3 separate regions of the Homo sapiens genome follow, and all the other regions are linked to region 2. The links are chromatin contacts, found by Hi-C or POLR2A ChIA-PET in ENCODE. All regions are on one chromosome and are shown on one strand. Each heading gives the region's core, a stretch centred on a gene start or an enhancer-like site at or near the end of the contact. The rest is flanking DNA. Distances are from core to core; before and after follow the strand shown. Region 1 holds the start of TSPAN7 (tetraspanin 7). Region 2 overlaps TSPAN7 (tetraspanin 7). Region 3 overlaps TSPAN7 (tetraspanin 7).

What was found. Hi-C counts contacts between places; a loop is a spot of excess contacts on that map. ChIA-PET counts read pairs that join two places held with the same protein, here RNA polymerase II (POLR2A). Pooled maps may share reads with other maps.
Region 1: a map of gastrocnemius medialis shows a loop between it and region 2 (2.9-fold over the local background). The contact joins the promoter of TSPAN7 here to the enhancer-like site in region 2. A Hi-C loop is called at or near these places in 2 of 168 maps with a recorded cell type or tissue (breast epithelium and gastrocnemius medialis) and 3 of 50 pooled maps. POLR2A ChIA-PET finds 5 or more read pairs at or near these places in 2 of 52 experiments (T-cell and WTC11).
Region 3: a map of gastrocnemius medialis shows a loop between it and region 2 (2.2-fold over the local background). The contact joins two enhancer-like sites. A Hi-C loop is called at or near these places in 8 of 168 maps with a recorded cell type or tissue (Caco-2, HepG2, IMR-90 and 5 more), 3 of 37 single-sample maps with no recorded cell type and 7 of 50 pooled maps. POLR2A ChIA-PET finds 5 or more read pairs at or near these places in 1 of 52 experiments (GM12878).

Annotation. Positions count from the first base shown.
Region 1 is chrX:38,558,409-38,563,252 of GRCh38, forward strand. TSPAN7 (tetraspanin 7) reads left to right here and starts at 3,134. Exons shown (of 8, transcript NM_004615.4): 1 at 3,134-3,219. The coding sequence starts at 3,139. RefSeq lists an enhancer at 3,234-3,735.
Region 2 is chrX:38,609,121-38,613,791 of GRCh38, forward strand. All of the region lies in intron 1 of TSPAN7 (tetraspanin 7), which reads left to right. Among named protein-coding and RNA genes, the nearest start is that of TSPAN7, 50 kb to the left of the region's middle. Within about 2 kb of position 3,176, at least 2 of the 41 ENCODE cell types and tissues checked have a DNase peak (open chromatin) inside an H3K27ac peak, as active enhancers do; they include gastrocnemius medialis, where a contact is called at or near this core.
Region 3 is chrX:38,647,801-38,652,539 of GRCh38, forward strand. All of the region lies in intron 1 of TSPAN7 (tetraspanin 7), which reads left to right. Among named protein-coding and RNA genes, the nearest start is that of TSPAN7, 89 kb to the left of the region's middle. Within about 2 kb of position 2,616, at least 2 of the 41 ENCODE cell types and tissues checked have a DNase peak (open chromatin) inside an H3K27ac peak, as active enhancers do; they include gastrocnemius medialis, where a contact is called at or near this core.

The DNA of each region.
Region 1 (4,844 bases), core at 1,884-4,383, 51 kb before region 2:
CCTTCCTTGCCTCCTCCTAGCTTCTGGAGGTGACCATCAATCCTTGGCAGTCTTTGGCTTGTAGCTGCATCACTCTGATCTCTACTTCTGTTGTCACAATGGCCTTCTCCCTGTGTGTCTTTGTGTTTTCCTATGGCCCTCTCCCTGTGTCTCTTCTTTTAAGGATATGAGCCCTTAAAAGTGCTTGGATTATGGGCCCCCACTACTCCAGTATGACCTTGTCTTAATTATATTTGCAACAACCCTATTTCCAAATAAGATCACATTCTGAGGTACTGGGGTTAGGACTTCAGCCGCACCTAGCCTGGACTTCAATATATCTTTTGGGAGGACACAATTCAATCCATAATACATGACAGACATTACTGTGCATCTGACTCCCCTGGAGATCTTGTTAACATGGGCTTGGAGTGGGGCTTGAGGTTCTGCATGTTCAAACAGCTCTTCCAGTGGATGTCAATGCTGCCAGCTCAGGGTTAGTGTGACTAATATGTTCTGGTTTGCGCAAGGCCTTCCTGGTTTTAGCAATGAAAATCCTGAATGCAGGGAAACCCCTCAGTCCTGGGCAAACTGGGATGGCTTGTCACCCTATATATATGTCATGGGCCACAATTGGAGAGCAAGGATCTAGCTACAAGCTATGTTAATTTATCTACTAATTACATTACTGAATATTCATATTTATCTTTATATTTAAATGGTTTATTTTTGCTAGAACAGTCCAAGTTTTCAAGAATCTGGACCTAAGAGATATTCCAAAAATGCTCCAAACTGTGAGACGGTGAGTTAGCTTAAACTGATGGGTGTCTTCTGTGAATGTCATATATTAACTCACCAAATTATCTATGATGCTTAGCAGTGTCACTGTTGGGCTGAACATTGAGATTTCTGACCTCTTTACAAAATAATTATACATGGCCAAGATCTTTTGATGCTAAGGATACCCACTGGGCTTGAAGTCTTCAGTATCCTTTCCCTGCTGCTGCAGCAGTTGGAATCAGCCTGGAGTCTGTAAGAATGAAAGAGAAAGCTCCTCTCTGAAGTTGGGTTTAAGTTCATTGCAGTATGGGGCAATGCCCCTCAACTCTTGCTTAATATTCAGACCACCTGAAGAGCTTCTAAAACGCGGAGCTTTCACCCCACACCAAATGACTCCAAATAGCTGGGATTGGGCACAGGCATTCATAATTGTTTTAAAACACCAGGTGATGCAAATGAGCACCCAGCATCGAGAATCAGTGTGCCAAGACCCCTTTATAACAGACACCTTGCTCAACCTGTCCCTTCTTTCACCTGCACCTATATTCCACCCTTGTATGCCCACATACCTTTTTGTTATAGTTGACAATTTCCTTAAACAGGTTCTCCTCTTCCTCATATTTTTGTCCTGTTCATACAGTTACCTTATTGACCTGAGACCACATATAACTGGATAGAGGTAATAATTACTCCTGTAACAACTGACCTTAGCAGGCTTTTCCCAAGCCTTATTGACTCTGTTTTTCACTCTTTCACAAATATGTATCCTTAACATCATCATCCACGATTGAGTTAACCTGTGATAGTGTTGCTGTTTTTGACTAGTCTCTTAGCAATCAAGCTAAATCTCCCACTGAATCTGTGTGTTCCTCTACAAACCATATCTGGGTGGAATGTACGTTTTTATTGTGATATAATTAATATATCATAAAAGTCATCCTCTTAAAGTATACAACTCAGTGGTTTTTAGTAATTCACAGTATTGTGCAACCATCATCACTATGTAATTCTAGAACATTCTCATTACTCTAAAAAGAAGCCGCTTACCCATTAAAAGTCACCTCATTCCTGCCTCCCACTCGCTGCAACCACTAATCTCTTTTGTCTCTATGGATTTGTCTATTTTGGATATTTCCTATACATGAATCATTCAATATGTGGTCTTTTGTGTCTGGCGTCTTTCGCTTAGCATATTTTCAAGGTTCATCCACGTTGCAGCATTTACCAGTAGTACTTCATTCTTTTTTGTGGCCGAATAATTTTCCGTTGTATGGAGGCACCGAATTTTGGTCATCCACTCATCAGCTGACGGATATTTGAGTTGTTTCCAATTTTTGGCTATTGTGAATAATGCCGCTATAAACATTCATGTATATGGTTTTGTGTGGGCATATATTTTCATTTCTCTTGGGTAAATACCCAGGAATGGAGTTGCTAGATCATATGCAAACTCTGTTCAACTTTTTGAGGAACTCCAAATTGGTTGTGAACATTATTTTTTGACCTCAATGCAGCTTTCCTTTACAGGAGGGAGGTGGACTGTACTTGTTAGCGCGCTGCAAATGATTCTCAGGCATATTAAACATTTTTCTGTATTCTGTTAAACATTGTATGCGCAGCAAGAATGACGCCTCATACAGACCTTTCTTGTCATTTCGTTTTATTATTTCAAAATGTAAGACAAATCTGAAAAATGGAGGAGCCTGCAGATACCTGTGGTGGCGAGGATTTGGGGTCTGTCTGAGCTCCGGCGTTCCTGCCCATCCCTCCAGCTGTATCTCTGGCCACCTGTCTGTTCCTGGCACAAACAAGGCCTGCTGGTTGCCAAGGACATGACTACGGGGCCATTTCCATGTGAGAAGGCCCTGGGGGGTGTCAAAATGCAGAAACGTGACTGATGGGCAGCGGGGCACCCATAAACTTCCCATAGCCAGGTGCAGGCATACCTGCAAATGTAACGCCCAACTGTGTACAAAGCAGAAATCTAAATGCCAGGGCGGACTGGGAGAGGTTCCCGTGACCTCTGACCCGGCCTCTAAATTCTCCCATTCCCTCCCCACTGTCCTGCCGCGCCCCGTGTCGCCTCGCCTGGCCTCGCCTGGCCTCGCCTCCCTCCTCCGCTGGGGGTCTAAGCCTGCGCAGTATTGCGAACGCGGGCGGCGTTTCCCGCATGCGCAGTCACTGCCCGGCCCGGCTTTTTCAGTAGGAGCCCCGCGCGGTGCGCGCTCACGCACGCGCACGGCCTCGCCTGCGCGCTCACGAGGCCTCTCGCGGCACGCGCCCCCGCCCCGCGCCGCCCCGCCCCGCCCCGCCTCTTCCCCCTCCCGCGCGCCCGCCCGCCGCCTGCCGCCGCCGCCGCCGCCGCCGGAGCTCTGTAGTATGGCATCGAGGAGAATGGAGACCAAACCTGTGATAACCTGTCTCAAAACCCTCCTCATCATCTACTCCTTCGTCTTCTGGGTAAGTGCCCACGCCGGGCCGGTGGCCGAGTCGCTGTCCATCGGTCCGTATGATGATGCTCTGAGAAAAGAAGTGGGGAGGAAAACCCAAACCAAAAATCAAATCTGGGACCCCTCTTTAAGGAGACAGGCGCGGGGTGCTGGGTCGGGGCTGCAGGATGGCAGGGTGCGGGTCGGGGCTGCTGGAACCCTAGACCTCGCTCCGCGCAGGCTGCAAGGGGCTGCGGAGTGTCGGTGACTGCAGGTTGTCGACCTTCCAAAAAAAAAATGTTAATGCATTAGTTTCTTTTATAATCTCCCGGGATAGGGTCAGCTCCTGGGGAAAGTTGCGGGTTTATTCGTCTGTTTTCCTCGCTGTACACCTTTCTCTCCCTTCCCCTACCAGCCGGTTCGCGGCGCCTCTTGGAGCTAACCTGTGGCGGGCTAGGAGAGGACACGGGAGCGTGGGGTTTAATCTCAGATTCCCAGTTATTCCTGACCCCACGGGGCTGCGGGAGGGAGGCACCAGAAGCACCGTGCCTGCCTGGCTGGGCAAGGGCGACCGAAGTCTCCCAAGCGCACGATGGGGAGCAGGCGTTGTCACCGCGTGGAGGCGCACGAAAGGGAGAGGGTCTTACATAAGCCGGGGGCATCTTTGAGGTTTCTTGGTGACCCAAGAGATGAGTCTTTGGATTCCTTTCCCACCTCCCTGCATCCTTACACTCCCTATCTGGTGGTTCTGTCACTGCATGAGCACAATCCGCAGCGCCCTGGCAGAGGGTCCCCTCCACTTGGTGATAGAGATAGCGCCCCAACTCTACTCCCCATCTATCCAGTGCTGCCGCCGGTCCTTGAAGCTCAATGCAGAAGGGTGACGTCACCCCTCAGCCAGGGCCGCGGGGGGCTGCGTGGTGCACCTCGCGGAGGGATGCGCCTTTCTGCGCGGGGGAGGGGGGAGGAGGAGGAGGGGGAGGAGGAGGAGGAGGAGGGGGCTCCAGGCTTGTGCCTTACCTCATCCTGTTTGGCAAATCATGGAATCAGTGCAGGGCTGACACTGCAGTGATTCACTGAGAGAGGTGCGTGGTACTTAAAGACCATTCCCTGTTATTTCTCTTTTCATGTCGGTGACCCCGTCTTCCCTAGTTCCTTACGCCCATAATCAAGCTACAGCTACCCCGCAGGGGAATGAATATCGACCCTCTTCCCCCCTTGTCCCCCAAATCTGGGTCATTTTAGCTTCTACGGCAGTCATTTTGAAATCTGAGGCTCTGTAGGAAAAGCCAGTTCAACCTTTGCTTGTTTTCTTCTTGCACCCCTCACCCCCGCCCCTCACCCACCACCATATATTAGCCCTATTTTTGCTTTGAAACTGGAGCACAGTGCTGTATGAGGTACCGAGAATCAGCTAGATGGCAAACCGGACTGTTTGCAATGGTCAAGGAAGAAGCAGAGATTTATTGAGGATCAAAAATATTCCTAATGCACCCGGACATTTCCTTATCGCTGGCGTTGGTGGTTCTTCAAGTCAGGGAAGGTATGGACTCCCCAGACCACACATACCAGGAGCTCTGCAATGAGCTAGGATAGATTAACTGGCATATTGCACAAGGCAAACACAGAAACGGACTTTATTTGGACTGACAACGA
Region 2 (4,671 bases), core at 1,926-4,425:
TCTCTCAGCAGTGTCTGATGAGTAATCTGCATGTTTCAAAATGAGCTTTCATTATTTTTAAGAAGCGATTTTGTGGCATTAGAGAATTTAAGTGTTGGTTTTTGAATGAAAGCATTGGCAAGCTGAATGAATTTGAAGTGGTGTTGGGCAATATTATTTGGAGCTGTCTCTCTTCACACAACCTTTCTGCAGCATTTTTGCACTGCCTTGATAATAAATCAGTTCTATTATTAGTGGAAGACAGAGAGACTCTGAAATGTTTACCATCAGCCTTCCTCTGTGTTTAGGAGCTACGTGTATGAAACTATTTTTCCTCAAATACTATTTTATATTTATCTGTGTAGTTGAAAAGCTTGTGCAGCCAAGTGTCTGTTCTCACATTTTAGGACTGCATTCAGTTTTGATCTCCTGTTTTAAATATTTTTTGAATCAATAAATTTCTGTGCATGGTGCTTGGCATGCAGCATATATACATATACATATGTATATGTGTATATACATGTGTGTGTGTATATATATACATATATATATGTATATAATTAAAGTAAGAAAAATCCAAGGACCTCTATCTCCTACAAGGCTACAGAGAACTCTTTGAAAAAATACTCCTTTATCTTCTAGGTGAGACAGTTACATACTCATTTGAAAATAAAAAACTTGGAATTCTAAAGCCGTTCTTGCCAATTCCTGCAAATATAGTGCTCAGATTTCACACCAGGTTATTAACAATGACATGGATGTCTGAAATGCTGGAGAGAGGGTTGGACCCAGCAATAAAGAAATGTCGCTAGGTTATGTTAAATTTTCCTCTTGGACCTCAAAAAATGCCCCTTTGGCCAGAGCTGGATAAAGTTCCATTATAAAAATAAGAGGTAGTACAAAAAATCTGAGAGATTTTTGTACTAAAAATGTACGATTGGCATTCCAAAGAAAGTCGTATCTGATTCTGTATTATTTGGGGTTCTTGACAGAAACTGGCTTGACAGTTTATCCAGCAAACATTACTAAGACATGTTCTGTGTCATATCCATTGTTTTAAGCATTCTATAAATATCAACTAATTAAATACCATTTTGTGATCTATGGGTATTCATATTAACCCATTTCACAGATAAGGAAACTGAGGCACAGAGCAGTTATATAAGTTGTCCAAGATCACTCAGCCAGTGAGTGGCAAAGCCAGCAGTCAAACCCAGGTAGCCTAACTCAAGATTCTGTGCTCTTAATTACTTAGCTATGCTGCATGGCATATGTAAACATACACACTGTTAAAGCAGTGATGGTTTTTAGGAAATGTTAGCTTATATTTTCGACAGGAGGAAACTGGTCACTATTATTCTCTAATAGACCATATTTCTTACCTTTGACTGCGCATTAGAATCACCTGGGGAGCTTTCCAAACTCAACCCAGACCACATCCCTGACCTAGTAGCTCATTCTTGGAAGGTGAGACCCAAGCACCAGTAGTTTTTAAAGCTCCCCAGGTGATTCCAGTGTGCAGCCATGGTTGAGAAGCTCTAATCTGGGAGAAGAGTCATTATTGATGGCCAATATTTTATCAGAAACATCTGATGAAAAAGAGTACTGTGGCCATGTCTTGATACACTTCACTGAGTTTTCTCAGAGGTGAGCCTATTCACAATGGAGCAATCTTCTTCAAGTGGAGGCAGTTTAAGTCTGAGAAAAATTATTCTTTCTGAAGATGCTGTTTCCAGTGATATTTTAGAAAAGTCAAGGTATAAATCCATTGGTGTTAATGTAACGTAGCCAGCTGTTTCACTTTATTAGTCAGGTGAGTGGAATATAATGCTCTTACTCAAATCAGTGCCCAGTTGCTTTCGATTGTCTGCCTCTGAATTTTGAGTTGAATTCCAAAAGAGGTAAGAGAAAATCGGTGGGTAGGGAAGGCAGGCCGCATCTCAGCCAGATGGCTAAACAGCATGAGACTTGGGCTGCATCTTCAGTCCTCTGTGAATGCTGTAGAATGACTTCTTTCTTTCTTTGACTACACACGTAAGGAAAATATTCAGCACATGAGAATTTGGAAAGAGTTTTTCTGTTGGAGCAGCTTAGTGAAATCGAATAGCAAGATGCCTTTCAAGAAAAGTGACTTTTAGTCATGGTGGTATGCGCATAGCATACATAGTGTTTAAGGAAATTGACCAAACATGGGTCAGTAGTTAACAATAAACATTTCTGCTGCTTCATCTGAATCATGCTGGGAAAGTGAACCTGTTGTCTGGGGTATTTATTTTGGAATTGCCAGTTTGTTCAAACAAGACTAAGTCACGTTGGGGAAATGGTGAGAACAATCTCTTTTGGCTAGACACTTCGGTTTCAGAAGCCTGTCAGCTTGCAGGAATCCCCACTAGTTGAGGTGCATTAGGGCATTTCTCATGGCTGTATATGAAAGCTAATTACAGAGGGTCTTGTTTCTGTTTGTTCCTGCCATAAAGTGTCTTCTAGAATTGCTGTTCTGTGACTGCTGTCTTGGGCCATATTAAAGGATCGTGATGGTGGGAACAGACTGTCCACTGCTGTTATGGGGAACAACAGAGACAAATGGTATAGATTCTTGTACTCTTTGTAACATAATCTGTGACCCAAATCATCTTATAAATTGCAAAATGTATTGTAAATACAAAAGAATGTTTAGTAGATATAGGTACAATATAAAGAATAATTTTAAAATTCTAACGGGCCCACACCCCCAGTTTAAGAAATGGGAAAATAGCAGCTCCTTAAAGACCTTTCCTCTGTTCCCTTTCCCAGTTGCATAACCTCCAGAGATAACCACTACCCTGACTTGTCACTCATTTTCTTCCTTATCTTTTTAGCATCCAGAGTTATGTATGTATCCCTAAACAATATATTGTATGGTTTTGAAAACCAAGCAGCAAGCACAAACCTAGCTGTGCAAGGAAAGAGAGACATTGGTTTTGTTTGATGAAAGCCCACCAAGTCTCTGGGAGAAATCTGGCTTCTGCTTTCAGAGCTTATTGTGGGGAAGTTGGTGGGTAAAGCCTTGAGTGAATCTGAGGAAAAATGGGTCTCCTGATAGGCAGGACATTTGACAACACTTAGTGTGGAACTGGTACTGAGCGCCCAGCAGGAATGTGGTGGGGGCACAGGCTGCTCTGCGTTTCCTACTCTTCAGCTCTTTGATGCCTGCCTCCAGTTCTCAGAAGCCTGCCTTGGAGTGAAATGAGAGTCCTTTGCTGGTTCAGGCAGTGGAGAAGAACAGGAATCTCCTCAGCCCACGCCAGGAAAAGCAAAACAGAAGAAGCCTCATCCAGCTCACCCCATCATTGTTTTCAGGTTTAACGGCAGCAGGCATCTTGTGATGAAAGTTCTCAGTGTGCCCCTCTCTTGAGTCACATTGCACCAATCTGGACTGGTTGTCTTCTTTTAGTACACAGCTGTCATCCGGAGCTTCCCTTGGCCTCTCTCCTGAGTCAGAGCTTCTTTTCTTTTTATATCTTCTGTTTTGCTTGCTGGTTTTAGTGGAGCACTTCCAGTAACTTTGTGAGAAAGGGTACAAGGGAGGTAAGTTTTTCGAGGCCTTGCATACCTGAAAATGTCTATTCTACTATCATACGTGGTGGGAGTTTGGGAGTAGAATTCAAAGCTCTAAAGGAAAATTAATACGTTGATCTGTTGTCTTCTGTTTCTACTATTGCTGTAGAGAAGTATGAAGCCATTCTGATTCCTGACAGGATACTTAGGACCTGATTTCTTTTTCTCTCTGCAAGTTTATAAAGTCTTTTTGTCCCCAAGGATCTGAAATGTCACACTAATGGGCCATGACATGGGTTTGTTTTCATCCACTATGCTGGGCATTCTATGACATACTATGTGCCATTTCATTCTGACACCTCAATTCTTCAGTTTTGGGAAATTATTTTTGAAACATTTATTCTCCATTTTTCTTTTCATTCTGCAACTAACACTCAGGAGCTGGAATCTCCATAACAGTTATCTGATTTTCTGTTTTCTCCTATTTTTCGTCTCTTCGTATTTGCTCTAATTTTGGAGTAATATCTTCTAACACTTCTCTTATTTTTGATTTCTCATAATAATTTTCAATTCCAAAAGTGTTTGTTTCGGTTCTTTAGTTTCCTGGGTTAAAAAAATCATTTTCTTATTTTATGGATGTAGTATCTTATGTCTCCAAGGATATCATTGGTATATATTTGCTTAATTTTTCTCCTAGGTGTATAGTTTCTGTTCCCAGTGCTCTTTTGTTTGCTTATTTTGATCTGTCTTCCTTGGTAGAGGCTTTTCTCAGATGTCTGGTAATCCTTGGTTTCTTGGGAACTAGAAAGCTGCTCTGAAGCTAAGCAGGTTGGTGGAGCTTGTTGAATTTTTTTTCACTATAGAGTGATCTGGGTTGGGCATTTGTTGGGAAATACCTATGACAATATATCTTTAGATCTTTCACCTTGGGTTATTAGATGCCCTAGAGAAGCCTTCAAGTCTCCTGCAGGAAGGGTAGGTCTAGTGCTTAGTCTGGGAGCTTCTTGGGGAAAGAGGACTTGAGGGCAGTCTCTCTGCATTCAGGCTTCAGTGTGTATTTGGTCACTTAATGACCCTATTTTCATTAGAATACTCATGACCTGACTATGCCTCCCAGGATAGGTACCCTATGTTTTACCCTCTTTAGGAAATAAT
Region 3 (4,739 bases), core at 1,366-3,865, 38 kb after region 2:
CAGCTTGTCAACTCTGGTTGCTATACGTTTGGATAATGTTAATAAATTCATTGTTCAGGGGAGCTTACAGTGTAGAGAACCAGGTTGAGCACAAGTCAGATACACAAAATACAATTAACTATACCAAGTAACCAAGAAAACTAACTTATAAAAGTTCCTGGCATGGTGTAGTCAAAATGACTTGGCCTATGATTAAGGACATTGGGTTTTTGCTTTGTCTTGGTCCCTAACAGACTGTGGGACATGGGGCACTACTTAGCTTTCTCTGAGCCTGCATTCTTATCTTGAAATGGGTATGCTGATTATGTGAGCCTCATGGGATTATTATGAATACTAAATGGAATTTTATGAATGAATATACTTTATAAACTGTAAAGCAGCTTACAAATGTTAGAGGATATTTTAATTTCACTTGTTGCATAAAATCCAAGAGCCATTTTTCTTCCTCCTACTGTCTCTAATGATTATATAATAACATTTTTTCACTTATTCTTTTTCTGCTTGTGTTTTGAGGTTCTCCCTCACAATACACTCCAATCAAAATAAAGATTATTTGCATCACTACATGTGTCCCCTCCTATTATTCCTGACCCCTTCATGGACAGTCACTTTTAGGATTTCTATTGCTGTAGCTTAGTTGAGCCATTTACATTTTATTTATTACTTATAGTTGGGATCTTGCTCTGTTGCCCAGGCTGGAGTGCCATGGCACAATTATGGCTCACTGTAGCCTCAAACTCCTGGGCTCAAGTGATTCTCCTGCCTCACCCTTGGAGTAGCTAGGACTACAGGTGTGGGCCACCATGCCTGGCTAATTTTTTAAATTTTTGTCATCGTGACAGGGTCTCGCTGTGTTGTCCAGGCTGGTCTCAAACTCCTGGCCTTAAACAGTCCTCCCACCTCAACCTCCCAAAGTGCTGGGATTACAGGCGGGAGTCACCACACCCAGCCAGGCATCTGCATTTTAACTTTAGCCAGGCATGGTGGCATAAGCCTGTAATCCCAGCTACTCTGGAGGATGAGGCAGGAGACTCACTTGAGCCCGGGAGGTGGAGGTTGCAGTAAGCTGAGATCACACCATTGTACTCCAGCCTGGGCAAGAGCAAAACTCTGTCTCAAAAAAAAAAAAAAAAAGAAGTAACAGATGCCAATATTATGTTATTCCTGTTAGGTAAGGAGGGTCCCTGGTGTAATCCCAAATGTGCTTGCTTTTTTATTTACTATATTATTTACTTTTTAAACATTTATTTTTATTATACCCTCTAGCATTTTGGAAGGCACTTATTTTATATATGCTTGGTCCTTAGGCCCTTTCTTCACCCCAAATGAGTATGTTAACAGATTGTGACACAGTGTGACACCTCTTCGTATGCTGTATTGTCCACACTGACACATTTCTGATGACCGCCAAGCCCTCATTCTTGCATGGGAAGAGTCCCTGCTGCAGTAATGTTAGCCACTTGCTGAGCTCACAAGTCAGAAGGGGGGTGGTGGTTCAAGAGGTGTGGTGAGAGGCTCAGTGATGGTGAAAGGATATCCAAAGGATCCTGCCAATGCCATTGGATCATTTAAGAGAGACCTACTTTGAATGGTCCATAGAGTATGGTGAGTTTGGCAACAAGCCAATTCCTTCAAGATAGTGTCTTCATTTATTTGAAGTCACTTGGCATGTAGCCTTATGTGGTCAAGGACCTAAGCCACACTTTTGGGAGGAGCTGAGGGAAGGGCCTGGCCTCCTGAGAATTGCCAGTATTGCACCCTCCTTGTAGGCCCCCTGGTTAGCCAACCAGGGATTCTGTTCTCTCGCTGGTACAGGCTGCTTGTGGCTACCCGAGTTGGGTTTCCCCAGGGTCCGTTCAGGGCAAAGGGTTGTGCTGTTAATAGGTCTATCACCACAGTTTTCTGATGCTGTACAGGATGCAGTGTTTAAAGTCAGGCTGAACACATAGGCTGCTTCACAGTCCCTATCCTTTATTTCAGGAGGAAAGGGATAGCCAAGTCTCGCAGTGACAGGCATGTTAATCTGTGGGTTGCCCGGCTCACAGCCTTTTCTGACCATCTGTTCTCCTAGCACTTGCTGATAAGATGGGGCATTGGGACATGGCCTTGCCCTCATCACAGCTGATGGCTTCCGGGAGGTCACCTGACCTGAGACAGGCCCCTCAGATTCTCTCTTCCATGAATTTGAAATTTGTGTTCAAGGCTGCTCATCAGTCTCTGTTGGATGTTTGAATTGGGAATGCTCTAATGGGAGGCTTTTGGACAGAGAGAGCCAGTGTGCATAGATAGAGAAGAATGCAGCTGATGTGCAAGAGAAGTACATCCCAGAGCCCTGACTATAGGGAAGGGTAGCTCCTTTGGCTTCCTGTCCCAGGAAGTGCCAGCGGCTTGTGCTTCCCTACAGGATGCCCATGGCCCTCAGGAAGCCCCTTGCTCAAGGTGGCTTGTATCATCTCTTGCTAGTAGCCACATGATTTGTGGTTAAGATACTTTACGTTTGAATAATGCGAGGCAAAATGAGTTGAGAGAATGGTTTACTAAAAATAATATCAATTGATGTAAGAGGTCAGAATATAGCCATGGTGCCTGCTGGTCCATCCTGCCAGCAAGCCAGTGCAGTCCTTGGTCACAGTCACTCACAGTGTGTGCCAGGGCTTCAGACAGCCCTTGGCTGTGAGTGAAGACATGTGGTAAGAGCCAGGGGCTTTCCTGTGCCCAGGAAAGCATGTCCTTGGCCATAACTTGTGTGGAGCACAGGTAGGACTCAACCATTCTGGCCCTTCAATGCAGCTTTAAAGAGTGGTCACTGGGCCAGTCACTTTCAGCTGACACTGTCAAAGGGGAAGGATTTCTGCTTCTTGCTGAGAAGCCTTAGCTTTCTAAAATAAGTTGTTTTGGTGACTCTTGGGGAAGGAAGAGGCTTATATCACTGGTCTTTGAGTTGAGGGACCTGATTACCAGGTTATACTTTTCTGGACTTCTCATTTGTCTAAGACCACAACAGTCATATTTATTTCTAAGCACAACATGGAAGGAATGCAACAGCTTCTGATGCTGTTTCCAGACTTGACTATTGCATCTCTCTAGCCGTTTTTACATGTAAGGATCCCTGCCCAACCTCTCCCATCTCATGCCCTCTTAGCAACCTCAGAAACCAAAGAAAAATGCCCTGTTAATGTGTCCTTGATGAGAGCTATTTGCAAACAAAGCACTCTTTCTAGTCATATTTCATTATCAGAAATGTGATTACATATATATATATATATATATATAGTTAATAACAATCCCATGAGGGACTCATCTCTTTTTCAGGGAGCAGATGACTGGGGATGCAGATAAGGTGTACCCAAAGTCTTAGAATACAAGGTAAAAATGTCAGTAATGGCCGGATGCGGTGGCTCACGCCTGTAATCCCAGCACTTTGGGAGGCCGAGGCGGGTGGATCATGAGGTCAGGAGATCGAGACCGGCCTGGCCAACATGGTGAAACTCCGTCTCTACTAAAAATACAAAAAATTAGCCGGGCGTGGTGGCGGGCGCCTATAATCCCAGCTACTCGGGAGGCTGAGGCAGGAGAATGGCATGAACCCGGGAGCCGAAGCTTGCAGTGAGCTGAGATCACACCACTGCACTCCAGCCTGGGCGACAGAGCGAGACTCCATCCCCCCAAAAAGAAGTCAGTCATAAGAGGTATGTGGAAAATCTTAAGCACATTTAGAAGAGGATGAAATGATTATTGTCTTTGAGTGTCAGGAAAGGCCTCTTGGTGAAAGGACATCTTCGTTGTGCTTTGAAAGGCAGGTAGGACCTGGCTGAGCAGCGATGGGGCAGGAGGGCTGAGCAGGTAGAGCCCTGCATGTATCCTGCAGGAGCAAGCTTGATGGTTGTGTTGCCTCAGGGTCCAAAGTGTAGTTGTATTTGCCCCCATAGCCATGTAACGAGCTATGTAATTTTCTATAGGAATAGATCTCTGGTGCAATATACCATTACTAATAGCACCTTATTAGATACTTCCTCTTTTTAGTTCCAATATATGTCAGGTTTTTGACAGAATCCTTGTCTATATGTGAAAAGTATGAAGGTTGCAACTATAGTTTTTGTAAATTTATCTTTAACCAGCTTCACTGATTCTTAAAGTCATCCAGGATTTCTGACTCTAAGTGATGTAGAGTGTATTTGCTTATGGAAAATAGAAGAATTAAAATAATAAGGCAAATACTCCTTCCAGTGCCATATCCTCTTTTAAAGAACACAGCTCATTTTCATTGCAGCCCCATTACACTGAACAGGCTTTTCTCTTGCTCTTAATGTGTCAAAATTGTATGACCTATCGCTTCCTTTGAAGATCAAAGGAAATGAAACTCCAGATCTGGGAAAATGGTTTCCCCAATTCCTGTGCTGTTAATGCTCCTATTCATCCATGTATGAAAATCCAGGGAGATAATTGGCTAGCAAAGGCTAGCCAATTAGCTAGCACAAGTCTTCTGGGACAATAGTCAGAATGAGAACAGGTTTTGAGAAACAGTGTAACTTAGGCCTTCCTGCTGGGTTCCCAGTCATAGGACTTCTGTCCCATGGTTGCATCCAGAGTCTCTATGGGGCTGCCCAGAAAGCTGTTTACCTTCTGTTGTAACACCTCCCAAGGCAACCCACTCCATTTTGGGCAGTGCCTATTATTAGAAAGTTCTTCCTTGTAATGAGCCAAAAATCTGTTTCCCTATAACTTTCCCTAATACTGGC